Regions from separate parts of the Homo sapiens genome. Here all the other regions are linked to region 2. A link is a contact called in ENCODE Hi-C or POLR2A ChIA-PET data. All regions are on one chromosome and are shown on one strand. Each heading gives the region's core, a stretch centred on a gene start or an enhancer-like site at or near the end of the contact. The rest is flanking DNA. Distances are from core to core; before and after follow the strand shown.

Region 1 (2,700 bases), core at 8-2,507, 760 kb after region 2:
GCTCTTTGAGGCCGAGGAGCAGGACCTCTTCAAGGACATCCAGTCACTGCCCCGAAACGCCGCCCTCAGGAAGCTCAATGACCTGATCAAGCGGGCACGGCTGGCCAAGGTAGACCCTGGGGTGAGGGGAGCAGCCTATTGCCAGGCAGGGCCATGGGGCTCTGAGACTGGCACTCAGGGCCCCAGGATTGCCCGAGACCCTTCCCAGCTCACTTCACAGGCAGACCTGCACTGCGCTGTTTCCCTCTATAGAAACCAGTCTTTGGTCAGCACCCGCGTGCAGCCTGCTCTTAACTAAGATTCTCTACCCGGCCTCCCTCTAAACCTGTTCTGTTTGTGGTTTATACCCCATCTACTTTCAGGAAGGGTTTGACTGTGCTTACAACACAGAAACAGCACACAGGAAGTTACCGCTGAAGCAAAGGAGGCAGCCTCAGAAATGGAGTGTTGGGGGATAGAGCTCTAAGGCTTGTTGGCTTCCCTCTAGGGTTTTTTGTTTTTGTTTTTGTTTTTGAAGCGGAGACTCGCTCTGTTGCCCAAGCTGGAGTGCAGTGGCATGATCTCGGCTCATAGCAACCTCCACCTCCCAGGTTCAAATGATTCTCCTACCTCAGCCTCCCGAGTAGCTGGGATCACAGGCACGCACCACTATGCCCAGCTGATTTTTGTATTTTTATTAGAGACAGGGTTTCACCATGTTGGCCAGGCTGGTCTCAAACTCCTGATCTCAGGTGATCTGCCCACCTCAGCCTCCCAGAGTGCTGGGATTACCCCTCTGGGGTTTACTGAGCCTGAAGTGCACTCAGCACAGTGCTGGATGCCGGGTACTGGCGGGGAGTGACACACAGCCCCTGTCCACTCCTCAGCCTTCATGGGGAAAGCAGAGCACGCAAACAAAAAATAAACATCAGTTATTTGTGTCGTCTCGGAGCGAGCACAGGCTGCTGCGGGAGCTGGCGCTAGGGGCTGTCCCAGTGGAGTAGAAGGGCTGGGGGGGCCTGGCAGGAGCTGAAGCTTAAGCTGTGACAGGAAGCAGCTCGTGAGGAGACAGGGTGCCAGCCTGCAGCCCGGGGAGCACTGTGCATGGAAGCCAAGGTCACGCTGAGGCAGTGTCAGTTCAGCAGGCCTTGCAGACCATCCTTAGGTCTCCTGGCAGCCCAGGCCTGGTGGCACCTATCAGCAGCCTCTGAATGGCCAAAGGGTTTGGAATCTCAGTGGCTGACCAAGTACTTGAGTGAGAGCCGGTGTGGGTGGGGCCAGGAAACAAAGGTTAATGCCACCAGCGGGCCCTTCCAACACAGAATGACAGAACACATGCCCTTGGCGTGTCTGACTTTGGATAGCACCCTATCGTGAGCCAGCCTAGACGAGTCACCATGAGTGACAGTCCCGGCTGTGGTTGGGGTTGACCCCGTGGACAGGAGTGTTTGACACAGATTGTCTGAACAGCTGAGAAGTGACCAAGCCCACATTTGTATCAGCAGGGCACCTAGCTATTCTTTCAGGCTCTTAGCACAGGGCTCGGTTGTTTCAGAAATAGGCTCCAGCCAGGCATGGTGGCTCATCCTGTAATTCCAGCACTTTGGGAGGCCAAGGTGGGTGGGCGCATCACCTGAGGTCAGGAGTTCGAGACCAGCCTGGCCAACATGGCAAAACCCCATCTCTACTAAAAAAAATACAAAAATTAGCCGGGCGTGGTGGTGCGTGCCTGTAATCCCAGCTACTTGGGAGGCTGAGACAGGAGAATCACTTGAACCCAGGAGGGAGAGGTTGCAGTGAGCTGAGATCACACCACTGCACTCCATCCCAGGTGGCAGAGCAAGACTCTGTCTCAAAAAAAAAGAAAAGAAATAGGCTCTGGCCAGGCATGGTGGCTCACGCCTGTAATCCCAGCACTTTGGGAGGCCAAAGCAGGAGGATCCCTTAAGGCCAGGAGTTAGAGACCAGCCTGAGCAACCTAGTGAGACCCTGTCTCTATTTAATTTAAAAAAAAAAAAAAAAAAAAAGGCCCTTGCCGTAGCTCCTATCTCCAGGCCAGCCAGGCCGGAGCGTGGCTGGGGAACTGTCCTGCCTGCCAAGCCAGGCCCTTTGGTGATACGTCCCCAGTTCTTCAACAGAGCAGGGTGCTTGCCCCCACCTCATGGCATGCAGGGGGTACCAGGGTAGACATCATGTGGGCATGAAGGCTTCAGTGACAGATGTGCCTGTGGCCAGGGTCACAGTCCCCTGATCTCCAGAATATAACTGAGGACTGAGGATGGGCACTTCCTGGGGAGCCCATGTCCCTGCCTGCTCAGAGGCATGGAGACTGCAGGCGTTGAGCACAGTGGCCCTCGTACCCACTCTGTCTGGAGGCCAGTCAGAGGGCATGTGGGTGCTACCTGGTCTGAGCAGTGAGAACTGACCCTTCATCCTTTGCCACCACTGTCCTCCCATTGTGCCCCAAGTACCCTGGGCCCCACCTCACCCTGTAGATGAGGAATTCTCATTCTGGCCTGAACCTCCGTGAGCTGTGTGCACGGGCGTGGGTCAGATGCCGGCTCTGGAGGACAGAGGGCTGCGTGTTTTTCTTATTTTTAATTTTATTATTTTATTTTTTGATTTTTTTGGAGATGGAGTTTCACTCTGTTACCTAGGCTGGAGTGCAGTGGCGCAATCTCGGCTCACTGCAACCTCCGCTTCCCAGGCTCAAGCCATTCT
Region 2 (2,700 bases), core at 170-2,669:
TTCCTCCCATCTTTGTCACTGCTTCTTTTTCAGAAGTCACTTTACAATTCCAGGGCTAACACAGGACAAGTGTTCACAATCACTCAGAGAGCCAATGTTCCCTAAGCCCCTACTCCACCCTGCAAGGTTCCGGCCCAGGCACCAAAAACCCTCAATCCCCAGCACAGCCCCTACCCCACCCACCTGGGTGGATTGCTGTCCCCCTGGGCAGGCTCTTCCTCCAGCTCCCCCATGGTAGAGCTGCGCTTCTCCACGATCTCGCCCTGGTCAAACATGGCATGAAGCCGATAATTGACAGTCTTGATAGTAGCAAAGATGACAGCCACCACGAGGCAGTACACGCCGGCCACCATCAAGCTGGGAGGCAGGACCTGAAGATGAAAGTAAGCCAGGTCCCTTTTCACAAAGCCTCGCCCCCACAGGATGTACCTGCCATCAACATCATAGCTGGGATTCACAGACTCACAAGAAAATTTCATCACCTCTCCACACAACCAGTACACAGACCTCGACAAAGGGCTCTGTATTCTGCTTAGCTGGATGAGATTAAGTGTAGGGTTCAAGGTCACTCGATCCAAGAAAGGAAGACTTTGGCCCCTCTTCCACACAGACCCAAACTCTGCAGTGATTCCTCTCTCTCCACGTCCCAGAGCCCAGGGCACTGCCCTGAATCCCTGCCAGGCTGCCCTCCCTCTCCCGGCTGGAGTTACAGGTGGCCGTGGCGTCTCACCATGTACAGTAAGAAGGGAAAGATGAGCAGGAAGATCCAGACATAGAGGTGGAAGCAGTTGGAGAAGGTGCTCTGGTGCGGGTCGAAGAACCAACCGCCGGTGAGCGAGGCCCACACCCCCTGGCGCAGGATCTGCAACACCTGCGACCCCATGGCCCCGCCGCTGCTGCCCGCGCCCCCCCTCCCGGGACCCTCATGGGGGCGGCCCCCGGCCCATGCCCCGTCTGGCGCCTGAGGGCCCCGGGGCCCGGCCTCACGCTCACGCCATGGCCTCCCCCAGCGGGGGAGGGGGGCTCGGCCGCGCGAGGGTGCGAGCAGGGGGCGGGGCCGGCCGGGACAGTCAGTGGTGCAAGGCCCGGACGCGGGGGTGGGGCTGCATCAGGGGCGGGGTCCGGGTCCCCACTCCTGGCCCAGAATTGCTCCGAGGGGCCGAGCCGGCAGGCAGGCGCGGGGCACGGGCCGGGTACCCGTCGGCGGCATCCAGAGGTGGTCGTGGGGTGGGTGCTCCCGGGGTGCAGGCGACAGCTCCCTAGTCTCCGGACCAGGGAGAACCCCAGGATCTGGGGTCCACTTTCGGGGTCGCAGGTCACTTGCTTGGGGCTCCGCGCTCGCCCGGCTTCTGCTGGTGCCGGCCTAAGGAGGAGGCCGGAAGAAGGAGCCGCGAACCGCCAGCCTGCAGTGGCGCATGCGCCCAACGATTCCAATTGGGACCCGGAAAAGGAAAACTTGACGGCATGAATGCGCAAGCGCAGAAAGGTGATGGCGCGGTAGGACGCGAGGGGTGCCCTTTGGGCGTGCGCAGACTCCAGGACTAAAGCAAGTTCGAGCGTAAAAGCGTTTGGGCGCATGCGTAGACCCAGGCGTTGCCAACCCAGGGTAGACGACTGGGCGGAACCAAAGAGACAGTTGAGTAGCCATTGGGTAACGGCAAAGTAATTGGCGCACAGCTCTTCCAATGAGTTACAGGAGGCGGGGAAAAGGTGGAGGCGTGGACTCCCCTAGTAGCAGCGAGAGTTCTGCACTACCGAAGCACGCCCCTCTCGGCCCGCCCCCTTTAATGCTGGACCTCGTACGTCACGACCGATTTCGCTCCCAGCGGCGTCTACTTCCGGGTCAGAGCTCAGACCTAGGGTGTAGAGAACAACCTTCCGTAACAGGCAGGAATAGTCGAAATAGGATAGCGTCGTCTTTCTTAAAGTGACAGGCTCAAAGCAATTGGGGCAGCCCTATCCAGAAGTTGTGAGGGCGACTCAGCTATTCTGAATCCAATCCTGGGCAAAGTTCTGGACAAGTCTCAGGTTTCTGCCAATGGGGAAGGGATATGAAGAAGCGGATTGTTTCCCAGGTGAGGAGAAGAAGAGAGCCTTAGGCAATCCACTCCAAGAGCTTGAGGTGCAGCCAGTTCCGTCTGTCCTCCAGTCTTCCCCACCCCATCCAACTAGCTCTACGAGGCAGAGCTTTCTCGTCCTCATATCATATATGAAAAGAATGGCCGGGCGCGGTGGCTCACGCCTGTAATCCCAACACTTTGGGAGGCCGAGGCGGGAGGATCACGAGGTCAGGGGTTTGAGACCAGCATGGCCAACATGGTGAAACCCGTCTCCACTAAAAATACAAAAATTAGCCGGCCGTGGTGCCACGCGCCGGTAGTCCCAGCTACTCGGGAGGCTGAGGCAGGAGAATCTCTTGAACCCGGGAGGCGGAGGTTGCAGTGAGCTTAGACTGCGCCATTGCATACCAGCCTGGGCGACAGAGCAAGACTCCGTCTCAAAAGAAGAAAAAAGAAAGAAAATAATGAGGCTCAGAATCGATGGATCGCACAGTCCCACAACTTCGCAGCCAAGACCAGACTCGGGTTCACCCCCTTCCCAAGTGTGGTTCTGTAACCCCGTTTTGCTGCCGCCGATGCGGATGCAGAGGGCAGAGATGGCCCATCCTTAGCAGAGACCAACCTCCACCCTAGGCAGCAG
Region 3 (2,700 bases), core at 73-2,572, 870 kb after region 2:
ATAGCCACGATTTCATTCCTCGCTCCCCACAGGTCCCTCTCCCCAAAATATTCCCATCTTGTCCTAGCCCATCCCCCAGACTATCTCAAGGACCAGCTGTCCCCACGCCCCCGACCTCCACTAGGCCTGTGCCACCCGCTGCCTGCAGGAAGACGCCCGGTCCCGGGCCGGGTTAGCCCCATGGGAACGGTTTGTCTCGAAAACAGGAACCCGAGCTGGGGGCTGGGCGGGGCGCCCCTTCCCCACCGCAGTCCGCTTCCTGCCCCTCCCGGCTTCCTCCGCCCGACACCCAGGCAGGGCGGGGGGCACTGGGGCGTCCGCGGTTGGGGGAGGGGCTCTTCGTTTCGGTCCCCCCTCCGCGTCCCGGGCGGCGGGGCCTCCGGTCGCCCGCCCTCGGGGCAGCTAGTGGCGCAGCCCCCCGCCCGCGGCCCTGGCCTCCCGGGCGGCGCGGCAGGGGAGGGGTTAAGCTGCCGCAGGGACCGCCGCGTGCGGGGCGAGAGGGAGCCCCCGGTGGGGGTGGCGCAGCCGGCGGTGCGGAGCTCCGCGCAGGGGCGGAGGGGGGAGGGGGCAGCCTGGCGCGGGGGCGGGGGCGGGGCGGCGGGGAGCGGGGCCGCGGCGTGGAGAGCGGGCGGGAGCCGCAGCCGCAGCGAGGCCGGCGGGCGGGAGCGCACGGAGGTGGGGTCGGCCAGGCCGGTGCGGGCTCCTTGCGGCAGGTCCCAAGAGTGAGTGGGCGAGCGCGGGCGGGGCGCCAGGCGAAGGAGGGCGCGGCCCCCAGCGACTCCCCCCCCGCCCAGGGCGGCGCGGGCGGGCTGGGGGCGGCGAGCGGGTGGGGAGTCTGCGGCCCGGGTCTGGGAGAGGGGGCAGCGGCCACGAGAGCTAAGGCGCGCTGGATCCCCGGAGGGCGGAGGACCTCCACGGTGCACCCAGCTTTTCCCAGCCACCTTCCAGCGGGGCCCTCCCCCGCGTACCCCCATTTGGCAGATGAGAAAATTGAGGCTCCCAGAGGCCAAGTGATTCTCAAGGTCACACGAGGAAGCGGTAGAGCCAGGCGGGGACGGCTCTGGGTGGCTCTTAGGAAAAGTCCGCCTGAGAACTCCGTACAGGAGCTCCCCTGTCCTCCAGCCTGGGGGAGTGAGTATGTGTAGGGCCGGGGTACCTTTCCGTGGGGCAAGGCTCTGCCAAAATCTGGGAGTGAGGGGAGTCAGGGAGCTGGGGCCGCAGGGCGGGCCCTGCACCGCAAATGGGAGGGGGGCGACGGAATGGGCGTGCGCACCCATGGGGGTGTGTGCATGTGTGTGGGAGTGTACATGCGTGGAGAGGCACTGCCTTGCGTGTGTGCACACGTGTGAGGATGTCAGCGCCTGTGTGGCCGCGGGACTCAAGGCTGGCCTGGCTCAAGTGAACAGCACGTCCAGGAGGCGACCTCGTCCGCGGGTTTGCATTCTGGGGTGGACGAGCTGGGTATGTGTGCCTGAGGGTTTCTTCGTGCAGGTGTGCACAGGGTGTGGGTGCCATTGTGTGTGAGAGACGGAGGATGGGAGGCCGGTGCCTGTGGCCCGGTGCGTGTAAGTGCGGACGCCTGCACCTCCACTTAGGTCCCCGGCCTCCGACGAATAACTTGGGTGTGGAGTGTTTGCCCCTGCCAGGGTGCGTATGACCCCGCCAGTGACCGGAGTTGCTAATGGTGTCATGCACCCACCGGCCACCCTTGGCGCGAGCGCCCCCCTCTGGACACCCTGCTCCGTGCGCGCTCACAGTTCGCCTGTGCGGGGCCGGGGCCAGGGTCAGGAGCCGGGGATAGGGAGGAAGAGGGCCTGTGGACAAGCTGAGCCGGGACCCCTGGGACCTTTGCGGAGGTGGCCTGGGAGCGCTCAGTTCCCAGGCTCAGGCTTCCCGCTGACGCCTCCTGGCCGCAGCGGGCTCCCCCCGCCCCAGGAATGTTCCTCTCCCATCCAGTCCGCCTCCCCTAGGGCAGGCCCCCTGGGGGCTGCCGCAGCCCCGCCTCGCCTTCCTGGGCTCCCGGGAGGGGGCGAGGCGGGCAGGACGCCTGGGTTCTCTCCCCCCACCTCCCATACCAGGGAGAAATTCCTCCGAGGTCCCCTCAGGCTCTGGGTTCCCAAAATAACCCTGCGGGGGAAGGGAGGCTGTGGAGGGAGGGAAGCGGGAGGGGCGCAGAGCCGAGCTGCGGGGTGCTGCAGGTGCCTCTGGGGAGAGGGCGCGAGGAGAAGGCGCCCTGCGGGGGGCTGGGCGCCAGCCAGTCCTGGGATCTTGGTTCGTCCCCATCCTCGTGAAGCCCCTCGGCCTTCCCGCGACTCCGAGGGTGGGCCGGAAGCCTCTCTGCGGGTCCGTTTCCCAACTGGCGGGTTGCACCATCCCGGGCCAGACCGTTTAACCCCGGGAGTGGCCGCGGGGGACAACTCCGCCCCTGTCCAGCAGGGGGCGTGCCCGCCCCGCCCCGTTTCTGCCCGCGGGGCCGCTCCCCCGCCCGCGACTCCGCAGACTCCCGCTCTGCCTCTCCCGGGACAGGGGTTCGGTCCGAGCCCGGTGGGAGGCTCCCGGAGCGCAGCCTGGGCCCAGCCCACCCCGCGCCGGCGGCCATGGCAGGCACCCTGGACCTGGACAAGGGCTGCACGGTGGAGGAGCTGCTCCGCGGGTGCATCGAAGCCTTCGGTGAGTGGCTCGGGAGGGCACACGGAGCCT
Region 4 (2,700 bases), core at 39-2,538, 670 kb before region 2:
CCCCTGACCGGGTCAGGTCTCTGTCCCCTTTGTCCCTCTGAGAGGCACGAGATGAACTAACTCTTAAAGATAACTAGGCTTATGGACAAGTGGATATGAGGGGGAAGGGCATCCCAGGTGGAGGGGACCTCTGGGCAATGGCACTGCAATCAGACCACGTGGGCTGAGTTTGGGGAGCAGGAAGGTCATCTGGTGTAACTGGATACCTGGTAGCTAATTAGAGAGGTCGCAGAGAACCTGCTCATGCTCTCTAGAAAGCGGTGGCTGAAGGTCTGTGAGAGGGAGGCCCCTGAAGACTGTCTCCGCGGGGTTGGGAGTGATCAGAACCTGGGTGGAGAGAAAGGAACCCCCGGGACTACAAGTGAGGCTTAGGGGCCTCACTTCAAGAAGACCACAGGCCCGGCGATGACTCAGGAGTTTAGGCTGCAGCTTCAGGACGCAAATCAGCACACCTCTGCCCCCAAATCTGCTGGACTACGGGAGAGTCTATGGGACAGGCCCGGGGCAGGATCCTGCCCCACCTATACCACCCAATCTCTCAGACTTCGGATCCTCTGGGCCCCAGTTTTGCAGTATGCGTGTATGTGTGCGTGCGGCCACGCGCTCGCTAGGAGCGTGTGGTTCGAGACCCCAAATCTTCCCATACGCAGGCCCCCGGGAGTCTACAGGATGGCGGCTGAGGCGGGAGGACATTTTCAGCACCGGACGACGGACAGCACCCGCGCGGAGAAGAGGAGTGGGAGGCGGGTGGAGTCAGCATCCTGGGGCTTGCTTGGCAGCTCTGTCACTGATAGGTCCGGCCTCCCACCACCACCTCCGGGTCTGCCGGGGCTCCGTTCCAAGATTGGGTGAAGTGTAGGTGACGGGGGAGGAAAACAAGCCCAGAGAGGGAGAAACAGGCGCCCCGAAGGGCAGGGCTTGGTTGGAACTCGACCGCCCCGTTCCCTCCTGGAGTACGTCCCACCAAGGAAGCTTTGCTCCTGACTCCGGCTGCAGGTTACCTCTCGACTCCCTGGTGTAGTCGTGGCAGGGTGCGTCAAGTGCCTCACCGCGCAGGCGCGCAAATAATTCTCGCCCACCTTCTTTCTTAACTCTTCTATTGGCTGTTCCCACCGTGAACTGGCAAGCCCGTGATCCAATCCCAGGCACCGCAAGTCGCTCCGCCTGTCCCTCACCCGGATGTTGCCTTCTGCCGAATCCGCTCAGGCCAGAGCTCGTCAGTGGCCAATTGGGAGAGGGGAGGGGCGAGCCGGCGCCGCCGAAGAGCCAATGGCAGGCGCGGGGGATGACGCCACGGACATGGTGGCCGAGACCGGCGGGGTGGGGGACGTGTCGCGCGGCCGGGTGGCCTCGGTCGGTACCCTGGGCGCGGAGCAGCTGCCTCATTAGTATTCGTACCCACGAGGCGGCGCAGCGGGCCCTCGGGGACAGCGAGCGTCGCGGCCATGGCTTATCACTCGGGCTACGGAGCCCACGGTGCGTGGGGCGCGGGCGGGGCGCGGCGCGGCCGGCGGGGGGAGAGTCGGCGGCGTGGCCCGCTCACCCCGAGGGAGATAGCGACTGGGACCGCCGCCCAGGGCGGGGGTGTCACTCGGGTTCCTGCCCCTCGTAACACTCCAACACGTCCCGGACTTCGCCCTCTCGGCCCAGTCCTGGGAATCCCATGCCGGAGTCGGGCAAAAACGGGGTCCGCCTCCTCCTCCAGAAACTCCTTTGACTGTTGTGAACCTGATGAGGTCCCTGATCACTGTCCAGGGCCTCCAGGTAGCCAGCTGTCGCCTCTCCCAGCTTTGTTCACGGAAGGATGCCCTCCCAGTTATTTTCACCTAGCACACTTCTACTCACTGTGGCTCAGTTCAGAGGTCACTTCCAGTGAGAGGCCTTCAGAAACCCCAAGTGGGCAACCAGTTCTAGGCGCTGCCTCAGCTCTTTCTTTGCCTACATTTAGCAACGGATTTCTCGCAAAGGATCCCTCATCACAGTTTTTTCTCAGTTAGCTCCCCCTCACCCAGCTTGGGGTCCCCTCACTGATCGGTGCCTCCAGGACCCGTGCAGGGCTGTCCAGCCAGGGAAGGGGCGGTGGTTTGGGCTCATGCTTGGTATTTCTGTCATCTACTCTGATACCTCCAAACCCACAGGCTCCAAGCACAGGGCCCGGGCAGCCCCGGATCCCCCTCCCCTCTTCGATGACACAAGCGGTGGTTATTCCAGCCAGCCCGGGGGATACCCAGCCACAGGAGCAGACGTGGCCTTCAGTGTCAACCACTTGCTTGGGGACCCAATGGCCAATGTGGCTATGGCCTATGGCAGCTCCATCGCATCCCATGGGAAGGACATGGTGCACAAGGAGGTGTGGCCTGCCCCCGGGGCACGGGTGGCAGAATTTTTGGCTAGGGCTGGGGCATCATGGGATTCCACCCGATTCCTCACAGTGCCCTCAGGGATGGAGCACACAGAGGGGCACCCTGAGGCCTGGGGTGCGGCTTGCCCACAGCTTCCTCTCTCCCCTCCCAGCTGCACCGTTTTGTGTCTGTGAGCAAACTCAAGTATTTTTTTGCTGTGGACACAGCCTACGTGGCCAAGAAGCTAGGGCTGCTGGTCTTCCCCTACACACACCAGGTGAGCTTCCTACCAAGGGAGCTGGTGGGCCTTCCTCATTCTGCCCGAGTCTGGCCCCCAGACCTCAACCCCCTTCTCTCC
Region 5 (2,700 bases), core at 164-2,663, 700 kb after region 2:
CGGTGGCTCGTGCCTGTAATCCCAACACTTTGGGAGGCCAAGGCAGGCTGATCACCTAAGGTCAGGAGTTCGAGACCAGCCTGCCCAACACGGTAATTAGCTGGGTGCGGTGGTGCATGCCTGTAATCCCAGCTACTCTGGGAGGCCAAGGCAGCAGAATCATTTGAACCCAGGAGGCAGAGGTTGCAGTGAGCCAAGATTGTGCCACTGCACTCCAGCCTAGGTGACAGAGAGAGTCTGTCTCAAAAAGAAAAGAAAAGAAACATAATTACCTATGGCTGTTCCTGAAGTCGCCCATGATGTAAGAGGTTTTGTGTGGCTGCCCCCTACAGAGCAGCGGTTGGCAAACTTTTTCTGTGAAGGGCCAGAAAATAAATATTTTAGGCTTTGCAGGCCTCTGTCTCAAGTACTGAATTCTGCTCTTGTAGCAAGAAAGCAGCCCGGGGCAGAACTTAAGCAAATGAGCAAGACTGTGTGACACTAAAACGTTATGTATAAACACTGGAATGTGAATTTCATATGATTTTTCACATGCCATGAAAAGTTCATTCTTCTTTTGATTTTTCCCCTAACCATTTAAAAGACATAAAAACCATACTTAGCTCAAAGGCCGTACAAAAACAATGCCCCCCTGCTTAAAGGAGGCAGAATCCATTCTTTGATTTTAGGACTAGAGATATGAAAAGCTATTATTATTTCAGAGAGGTGCCTAAGGCCTGACCGACGGCAGAGAGAAGGGAGGGTCAGTTAATCTCCCTCTGAGCATTCCGGGGTGAGGAGGGGAAAAAAGACCTTCCTTGGTGATGGATTCAGAGCCCTTATTTATTTTTGTTTGTTTTTGAGGCAGGGTCTTTCTCGTATCTTAATCTGTTTTCTTACCTGTAAAGCGGTGGCAATAATCCCTACCTTGAGCGATTATTAAGAGGGCTCAATGAGATAAAGGATGGTAAAAGATTTTGCAAAATGCGAATGTTTACTCACTTAATTGTTTCCACAGATGCGCGCTTAAGATCGCGCACTGAGTTTACTCCTCTGGGGAAGGCTTCTACGAAGTTTGATGGGACACTGTCCCTTTAAATCCTCCCCAACCACTTAAAGTGGTTGGACGAATCAGCACATGCGCATTCCTTTGAGGGGCCGGCACCTGGAGCAACAGCCTTCCCAGAGCCTGTAGAGGGGAGGTTAAAGGTCCTCCCACACAGTACTTTACGCAAGCGTAAATCATGATTGAGAGCCCTATATCATGCAGAGAGCCCAGTCCCTTTTTCGCGCCCGAAGGCTCCGCCCCGCGCAGCCAATCAGTAGGCCTCGCCCTTTGCAATAGCCAATGACAGTGAGCGTAGGGGGCGTGGCTGGGCGTCCGGAGGCGCGGCCTGGCGCCTAGAGAAGCGGCGGGGCGAGCCGGGGGCTCTAGTGAACAGCGGAGCCGGACGGGGATCGCCGGCGGGCGGCAAGCGGAGGCGGCCCAGGCCCGGCGGTCTCCGAGATGTCACGATGGCTGTGGCCATGGTCAAACTGTGTGAAAGAGCGGGTCTGCCGCTACTTGCTGCACCACTACTTAGGTCACTTCTTCCAAGAGCACCTCAGCCTGGACCAGCTCAGCCTCGATCTGTACAAGGGCAGCGTTGCCCTGCGAGACATCCACCTGGAAATCTGGGTGAGGAGCCAGGCCCGAGTCCAGGAAGGTGCGGAGGGTGGGAGCGCAGCGACCTGAGGCTCCCTGCGGCAGGATCGGGCTGGGGGATCAGGCACCGGGCGTAGAGAGGCCAGGGGAATCTTGCCCTCTCCAGGCGTCAGAGGCACCCCGGCTGGCCTCTTCAGTTCCTTACCAGAGCCAGAAACTGAGCGGGAAGGGGTTTCTGTCTCCACGGGAGGAGAAACTGAGGCTGGAGAGGGCAAGATCACCTGTCTGGAGAATGCAAGACAAACTCGTCGAGTTTGGGGGCTGAGTTAAGGAGGTTGGCTCTCGGGCTGAGGAGGGGCTGGGGAGGGAGCGTAGGAACTGAGCTGGGCCAGGGCAGTGACAGACTTGGGCCTGCGCAGCTGGTGGGGGAAGCTGGTAGGGGTCCGGAGCCCTGGCGAGGACACCTGTGGATCATGTGCCCTGACCTCTTGACCCCACGGTCCTGAGCCCGTAGGTGGGATCAACAAACCACCGGATGTGTATGTCAACAACCGCGTCAGTACGTCAGTACCAGTGTTGATCAACACCTCGTGTGCCTGGGTCGCTGCCTACTTCCTGCTTTTGGGAGAGTGGGATGGGCCAAGTGGGTGTCTAGGGAGGGACTGGATGGCCCCCACCTACATCTCCCACCGACCCCCCCGGCTCAGTGTCCCTGCCTGGAGGGAGGCCCTGGAGGAAAGGTGGGGAGATCTGGCTTCAAGCCGGGAGGAGGCCAAGGGAGATGCTAGGGAGGCCAAGAGGTGTAAGGTCAGAGGCTTGAGGCTGGGAACGGTGAGGAGCCCTGACTCACAGCTCAGCTGACCTGGGGAGCTTTGAAGGAGCCACCAATTAGAGGCGCGTCCTGGTCGATCCACCAGGTCCAGAGCAGCAGGGGTGGGCATGGAGGCAGGGACTTCTCAGTTTTGTGGCTGGACTCAGGGGGCTGCTAATCTGGGCAGAAGAGCTAGGCTTTGGGGGTAGGCCAGGCCCTGGTGAGCAAATGTGGGGTAGGATAATCGTGGGCCCTGAACTGGGGG
Region 6 (2,700 bases), core at 35-2,534, 740 kb after region 2:
GCCCAAGTTATCCCCTGATACAGGCCCCTAGCCCTCCAGGCTTCCACATCTCCCAGAAGCGAGGAAGTTGGACCTGAGGCTTTCAAAGTCGCAGGTTCAATTCAGATCTCTTTAAGAGCCCCCAGGGTCCTGCTACCACAGGTTGGTGTCTTGATACTGGTTACATAACAATCAGTCCCCAAAGCTCTGACATCACCCACTGAAGATTCTCACCAGCCTGGACAGCCAAAGGGGTCTGTGTGTGGCCGGGGAGGATGGCGGGGGAGTGAGCCCCATGGAACAGCCAGGAACTGGTAAGGGGAGGTAGGGCACAGATCCCAGTAAATGATGGTAAATGGTGGTGACCCCGAGAGGAAAGTGGAAGTATTTGGGTTTTTAAACTTCCCCCTAAATTCCCACAAGATTTCATTGTTGCCCCCACACTTCCCCTCTTCCCCACATAGGGAATTTCCGATTTCACTTCCCAATACGCAAGTGGCCAGAGAGCCTCAACTTCCTCCTCATGCCCTCCCTGCCTTGCCCCAGCTATAGCCTTTGTGGGGAAGCCTTCTCTTCTCCCGCGCGAGTCCGGTGTCACCCATGTCCTCCCTCGCTTGCGTCCCTCTCCCATTCCCACCCCGTCGGCCTGAGGGGAGGTCAGGCCTCTCGCTGCCCATTTTTCTTTCCCCAGTCACCAGCCCGCCCCGGATTCTCTACTCCCTCAGCTTGCTCTGCTACCACTTTCCTGTCTCTCCCTCTCCCAAAGCAGATAAAAGATGAGGGGACAAAGACAGTGTGTGTCTGGGAAGCTGGGCTGAGAGGAGGAGGTGCCGCCGCCTGGGGGTACTCCGATGCTTCCGGGGATTCCGAGCCAGCTGGAGGACCGCACGTGGCGAACGGCGGGCGCGGCGCGTAGTCAGGGAACCAGGGTGCCTGACTGGGTGTCTCGTGGAGCCATCCCGCGGGGGTGTGGGGGGGCCACGGTGCCGGAAGGCGCGCGGCCCAGAGGCCGTCTCCGCCGAACGCCCGCTCCTCGCCTTCCTAACCGCAGCACTTTCGCGAGCCTCCCTACGAGGGGCGGGGCGAAACAGGTGCGGTTGCCACGGCACCCGGACCACAGCCTCGCGAGATTTGGAATCAGCCAATGGGGGCGGGGTAGGGGAAGACGTGGCACCAGTCGGAGGGGCGGGGCTGGGAGGGGCTCCTCCCTACCGCCCCCAATTCCGCCCTGCCCCCGCCGCGGCGGCGCTAGCCGCCACTGAGGGACCGACCCTATAAAGGCCGCTCCGCGAGGGGTGCGCAGCATTCGGCAGAGGGCGCTTCGACGGGCTGGGCTGTGCGCCTGCGCAGTGTGGGTCGCTCCCGATTCCCTGCCCCGGCCGGCCCCGCCTCGGCTCCGCACCCTCGCCCCGCTCTCAGCCGCCGCTCTGCCCCGCAGCAGCCAGCCCCGTGTCCGGCAGTATGTTCAGCTGGGTCAGCAAGGATGCCCGCCGCAAGAAGGAGCCGGAGCTCTTCCAGACGGTGGCTGAGGGGCTGCGGCAGCTGTACGCGCAGAAGCTGCTACCCCTGGAGGAGCACTACCGCTTCCACGAGTTCCACTCGCCCGCGCTGGAGGACGCTGACTTCGACAACAAGCCTATGGTGCTCCTCGTGGGGCAGTACAGCACGGGCAAGACCACCTTCATCCGACACCTGATCGAGCAGGACTTCCCGGGGATGCGCATCGGGCCCGAGCCCACCACCGACTCCTTCATCGCCGTCATGCACGGCCCCACTGAGGGCGTGGTGCCGGGCAACGCGCTCGTGGTGGACCCGCGGCGCCCCTTCCGCAAGCTCAACGCGTTTGGCAACGCTTTCCTCAACAGGTACCCACCCATCACTCCAGGGGGCGGGGGGCGCGTCCGGGGCACACCCCTCACTCGGAGCCTGACCCTCCCGTGGCTGTCGCCCCGCCGTCCTTTGTCTCCGAGGCCCCAGTGAGACCCTCAGTGACCACTCCCTGGTCCAAGGGCCCTGCCCCTTCCCAGAGTAAACCCACTGGGGGTCTAAGAGTGGGCGTTGTCGGCTCCCCCAGCTTCTGTCCTCCCCAGAATCTTCCAGGGTAACCACCAAGCCCTCCTGCAGATCCCAGCCCCACTCCCCTCAGCAGCAGGGCCGCAGTAGGAAGCTGAGCCATTCCTGCGCTCCTTTTCTTGGTCTCCACCTCCGTCCCGCAGGCTGGATGCACCTAATTCACGGAAATCAACCCTCCCCTCCCTGTCTTCTTAAGTGTCAATAGCAAAACACAATGAAACTTTTAGCCATTCCCTTCTCTGGTGCGGTGTGGGTCTGCTCTGCCTCCCCTGGGACGGTGGTTTTGTGTAGGAGGGAGGAGGAGGATCGGCTGTGGCTTGCTGACTTTGGGGCAGCCCCTTGGAGGCAGGGGACAGTTGAGGTTCGAACACTTCTCCCAATGGCAGCTCTCAAGAGGTCAGTGCTGCCCTGAGGGGTTTCAGGAAGCAGGATGAGGTGGTGGCAGTGGGAGCCCTGCAATGAGATTCTGGCCCTAAGCCCTTCTGTGCACTGAGGGACAGAATCTGAGGTTCCTTCACCCACTTGGACCTCACTTTTCCAGTTAAGTGGCCTCTGCACGCGAGGAGAGTGAGCTCCAGGACTCTGCCTGTCTCAGTGCTGTGAATGAAACACAGTGCTCCCGCCCCTCAAGGAGTGCAATGCCCAAGC
Region 7 (2,700 bases), core at 189-2,688, 840 kb after region 2:
AGGCGTCTGCCACCACGCTCGGCTAATTTTTGTACTTTTAGTAGAGACGGGGGTTTCACCGTGTTGGTCAGGTTGGTCTCGAACTCCTGACCTCAGGTGATCCCCCCGCCTTGGCCTCCCAGTGCCTTGGCACTGGCCTATTGTGTTTTATATACTATGTTTGTCATCTGGAAAGGCAAGCTCCTGCTCCGTCTTGTAAAGTTTTCCCAGTACTGTAGTAGTTATTTTTATTTTTATTTTTGACAGTCTCGCTCTGTCACCCAGGCTGAAGTGCAGTGGCCCCATCTCGGCTCACTGCAACCTCCGCCTCCCGGGTTCAAGCGATTCTCTTGCCTCATCCTCCTGGGAAGCTGGGATTGCAGGAGTGCACCACTACACCCAACTAATTTTTGTATTTTTCGTAGAGACGGGGTTTCGCCATGTTGGTCAGGCTGGTCTCGACCTTCTGACCTTGTGATTCGCCCGCCTCGGCCTGTCAAAGTGCTGGGATTACAGGCGTGAGCCACCGCGCCCGGCCGTAGTTATTGTTTTATACGATTTTAAGATCATTTAATTAAATCCTCTGAACTCCGTGGAGATTCCAATAGAAGTGTGTATTTGTAATTTTTGAACTGACAACCTTCTGTTACCTTTCATCTAATATGTTGTTGCATCAGTTCAAATACTGTTTTAAATCCTTCGATAAGTCGTCTCTATTCGTAGCTTTTTGGGTCACTTTTTTTTTTTTTTTTTTTTTCCAAAAAAACAGGAAGTCTTTTTACCTGCAGCGTCAACTGAGCCGGTTTTCCGGCGCGCGCCAGCCCCTCCCCTGCTCCCGCCCCAAGGTTCTGCGTTACCATGGGAACAAAGGTTGACGTCACTTAGGGCTTCCTTGCTGGACCCAAGGGTCGATGGTGAAGGGAGACGGGTGGAGAGGCGGTTTTGCTCCATCTACGCATGCGCACTTCCTGCTCCAGGACTCCCCCGCCGTAAATCTCGTTCCGGCTGGGCCTTTTCCGCCGCGACTCTCGCTTAATCCCGGAGAAACTGCCCCCTGGGGGAGGGGAGTAGAAAAAGGCTGGAACCAGCGACAGCCAATCCCGCGACACTACAACGCAGGCGAGATTGATTGAGTCCACCACCGCAGCCAATGAGAGAGCTCGCCGTCGCTCCGTCATAGAGTTCGCCCCACCCCATCCCCTCCTTTCTGGACTCGGAGCTCAGTTCACGCAGTAACAAATGAAGTGCGCGCTGCGACACCTCCCAGCCCACCGAACTCCGCCGCCATTTCCTCGCTTGGCCTAACGGTTCGGCCAATCCCAGCGCGCATCAAGAAGGACTGAGGCTCCGCCAATCGGAGGCCGCCGATTTCGACCCTTCGCCTCGGCCCGGCCCAATCCAGGCCCCGGCCCCGCCGCCCCCGGCCCGCCCCCGCGGTGCCCTCTCTCCTCCCTCTTTGTGCGTCTCGCGCCGCCGCCGCCCGCCGCGTGAGAGGACGGGCTCCGCGCGCTCCGGCAGCGCATTCGGGTCCCCTCCCCCCGGGAGGCTTGCGAAGGAGAAGCCGCCGCAGAGGAAAAGCAGGTGCCGGTGCCTGTCCCCGGGGGCGCCATGGCGACCGGAGCGAACGCCACGCCGTTGGGTAAGCTGGGCCCCCCCGGGCTGCCCCCGCTCCCCGGGCCCAAAGGAGGCTTCGAGCCGGGCCCTCCGCCTGCACCCGGGCCTGGGGCGGGGCTGCTGGCTCCCGGGCCGCCGCCGCCCCCGCCCGTGGGCTCGATGGGGGCCCTGACCGCGGCCTTCCCCTTCGCGGCGCTGCCTCCGCCGCCTCCGCCGCCGCCCCCTCCGCCTCCCCAGCAGCCGCCGCCGCCTCCACCGCCACCGTCCCCCGGCGCCTCGTACCCGCCGCCGCAGCCGCCCCCTCCGCCGCCGCTCTACCAGCGCGTGTCGCCGCCGCAGCCGCCGCCACCCCAGCCGCCGCGTAAGGACCAGCAGCCGGGCCCGGCCGGCGGCGGAGGAGGTGAGTCGGGCCGAGAGAGCGCGAGAGGCGTCGCGCGGACGGGCCCGGCCGCCTGAGGGGCGCGCGGCGGCGGCGACGGCGGCTGCACGCGGCAGGGGCGCGCGTGCGCGCACGGGGAGGCCCGGGCGGAGGCGCCCCTGGGCGCGCGCGGCCTGGTTCTAGGGCCTCGAGTGCGCACGCGCGCTGTGGGGGGAGGGCTGGGCGGGCGGGAGGCGCTCTGTGCGCAGACGCAGTGAGGTGGCCGGGCTGTGCGGCGCAACTGTATAGACTGGGGGCCCACTATTGCTGTCCAGTCCGCTGGTGTCGGGAACAGGGGTGGCGGGTGTTCAGCGCTGGACGGGGTGCTAGCTGTGAATGCCAGCAGGGCGTGAAAGCCTCACCTGATGACGTGCAGCGACTCCCTTCTGGTCTTGAGGAACCAGAATGGGAACCGTACCAAGGATAGCTCCTCTGCTTCTACAGCAAGGCAGGGTTTTCATCCGGGAGAGGTTGGCATGCTTCAGATGATGGTTGGGTCTGATCTTTCTTGGTCTCTTTTGGGGAGAGAATTTTAGTTTGTTTTTTTTTTTAAATCTGTTCAGTATGTTTAGATCTCAGTCTGATCGGCTGCCCTGTCGCTTTGTTTTAAAAAGCTTTTCCCTCTGATCCTGTACCCCTTGGGAAATAGAAGGACTCTTTTGTGGCAAATGTAGGGAGTTTCTGCCTAT

Evidence for each region. A loop is a pair of places that touch in the nucleus more often than their neighbours do. ChIA-PET counts read pairs that join two places held with the same protein, here RNA polymerase II (POLR2A). Pooled maps may share reads with other maps.
Region 1: a loop to region 2 is called in a pooled map, with 5 times the contacts of the local background. The contact joins the enhancer-like site here to the promoter of PCNX3 in region 2. A Hi-C loop is called at or near these places in 1 of 37 single-sample maps with no recorded cell type and 4 of 50 pooled maps. POLR2A ChIA-PET finds 5 or more read pairs at or near these places in 1 of 52 experiments (activated CD4-positive, alpha-beta T cell).
Region 3: a pooled map shows a loop between it and region 2 (17-fold over the local background). The contact joins the promoter of RASGRP2 here to the promoter of PCNX3 in region 2. A Hi-C loop is called at or near these places in 3 of 50 pooled maps. POLR2A ChIA-PET finds 5 or more read pairs at or near these places in 3 of 52 experiments (B cell, CD4-positive, alpha-beta T cell and activated T-cell).
Region 4: a loop to region 2 is called in a map of naive thymus-derived CD4-positive, alpha-beta T cell, with 14 times the contacts of the local background. The contact joins the promoter of YIF1A here to the promoter of PCNX3 in region 2. A Hi-C loop is called at or near these places in 1 of 168 maps with a recorded cell type or tissue (naive thymus-derived CD4-positive, alpha-beta T cell) and 8 of 50 pooled maps. POLR2A ChIA-PET finds 5 or more read pairs at or near these places in 1 of 52 experiments (activated T-cell).
Region 5: a loop to region 2 is called in a map of CD8-positive, alpha-beta T cell, with 14 times the contacts of the local background. The contact joins the promoter of ATG2A here to the promoter of PCNX3 in region 2. A Hi-C loop is called at or near these places in 3 of 168 maps with a recorded cell type or tissue (CD8-positive, alpha-beta T cell and thyroid gland), 2 of 37 single-sample maps with no recorded cell type and 17 of 50 pooled maps. POLR2A ChIA-PET finds 5 or more read pairs at or near these places in 1 of 52 experiments (CD4-positive, alpha-beta memory T cell).
Region 6: a map of GM12878 shows a loop between it and region 2 (8-fold over the local background). The contact joins the promoter of EHD1 here to the promoter of PCNX3 in region 2. A Hi-C loop is called at or near these places in 1 of 168 maps with a recorded cell type or tissue (GM12878) and 7 of 50 pooled maps. POLR2A ChIA-PET finds 5 or more read pairs at or near these places in 1 of 52 experiments (activated CD4-positive, alpha-beta T cell).
Region 7: a loop to region 2 is called in a pooled map, with 32 times the contacts of the local background. The contact joins the promoter of SF1 here to the promoter of PCNX3 in region 2. A Hi-C loop is called at or near these places in 2 of 37 single-sample maps with no recorded cell type and 10 of 50 pooled maps. POLR2A ChIA-PET finds 5 or more read pairs at or near these places in 1 of 52 experiments (CD4-positive, alpha-beta T cell).

What each region holds. Positions count from the first base shown.
Region 1 is chr11:64,857,333-64,860,032 of GRCh38, reverse strand. EHD1 (EH domain containing 1) reads left to right here. Exons shown (of 5, transcript NM_006795.4): 3 at 1-109. Among named protein-coding and RNA genes, the nearest start is that of CDC42BPG, 14 kb to the right of the region's middle. RefSeq lists an enhancer at 1,017-1,086. Within about 2 kb of position 1,257, at least 20 of the 41 ENCODE cell types and tissues checked have a DNase peak (open chromatin) inside an H3K27ac peak, as active enhancers do.
Region 2 is chr11:65,614,495-65,617,194 of GRCh38, reverse strand. PCNX3 (pecanex 3) reads right to left here and starts at 1,419. Exons shown (of 35, transcript NM_032223.4): 1 at 731-1,419; 2 at 184-371. The coding sequence starts at 883. RefSeq lists a silencer at 925-1,174 and enhancers at 1,305-1,354, 1,365-1,514, 1,795-1,884, 1,945-1,994, 1,877-2,700 and 1 more.
Region 3 is chr11:64,742,764-64,745,463 of GRCh38, reverse strand. RASGRP2 (RAS guanyl releasing protein 2) reads left to right here and starts at 1,322. Exons shown (of 17, transcript NM_001098671.2): 1 at 1,322-1,461; 2 at 2,527-2,670. The coding sequence starts at 2,598. RefSeq lists silencers at 206-405, 656-765, 1,756-1,805, 1,966-2,015, 2,326-2,655.
Region 4 is chr11:66,287,731-66,290,430 of GRCh38, reverse strand. It overlaps YIF1A (Yip1 interacting factor homolog A, membrane trafficking protein), which reads left to right and starts at 1,288. Exons shown (of 8, transcript NM_020470.3): 1 at 1,288-1,476; 2 at 2,139-2,350; 3 at 2,515-2,619. The coding sequence starts at 1,446. RefSeq lists enhancers at 972-1,111, 979-1,273 and a silencer at 1,212-1,671.
Region 5 is chr11:64,915,922-64,918,621 of GRCh38, reverse strand. ATG2A (autophagy related 2A) reads left to right here and starts at 1,413. Exons shown (of 41, transcript NM_015104.3): 1 at 1,413-1,657. The coding sequence starts at 1,487. It also overlaps a transcript of PPP2R5B not described here. RefSeq lists an enhancer at 1,012-1,141 and a silencer at 1,192-1,501.
Region 6 is chr11:64,877,205-64,879,904 of GRCh38, reverse strand. It overlaps EHD1 (EH domain containing 1), which reads left to right and starts at 1,284. Exons shown (of 5, transcript NM_006795.4): 1 at 1,284-1,844. The coding sequence starts at 1,441. It overlaps MIR10392 (microRNA 10392), which reads left to right and starts at 1,296; the gene lies at 1,296-1,382. RefSeq lists silencers at 898-1,457, 1,478-1,527, 2,378-2,447 and enhancers at 2,608-2,700, 2,371-2,700.
Region 7 is chr11:64,777,280-64,779,979 of GRCh38, reverse strand. SF1 (splicing factor 1) reads left to right here and starts at 1,438. Exons shown (of 13, transcript NM_004630.4): 1 at 1,438-1,618. The coding sequence starts at 1,588. RefSeq lists enhancers at 974-1,083, 1,060-1,661 and silencers at 1,324-1,723, 1,984-2,293.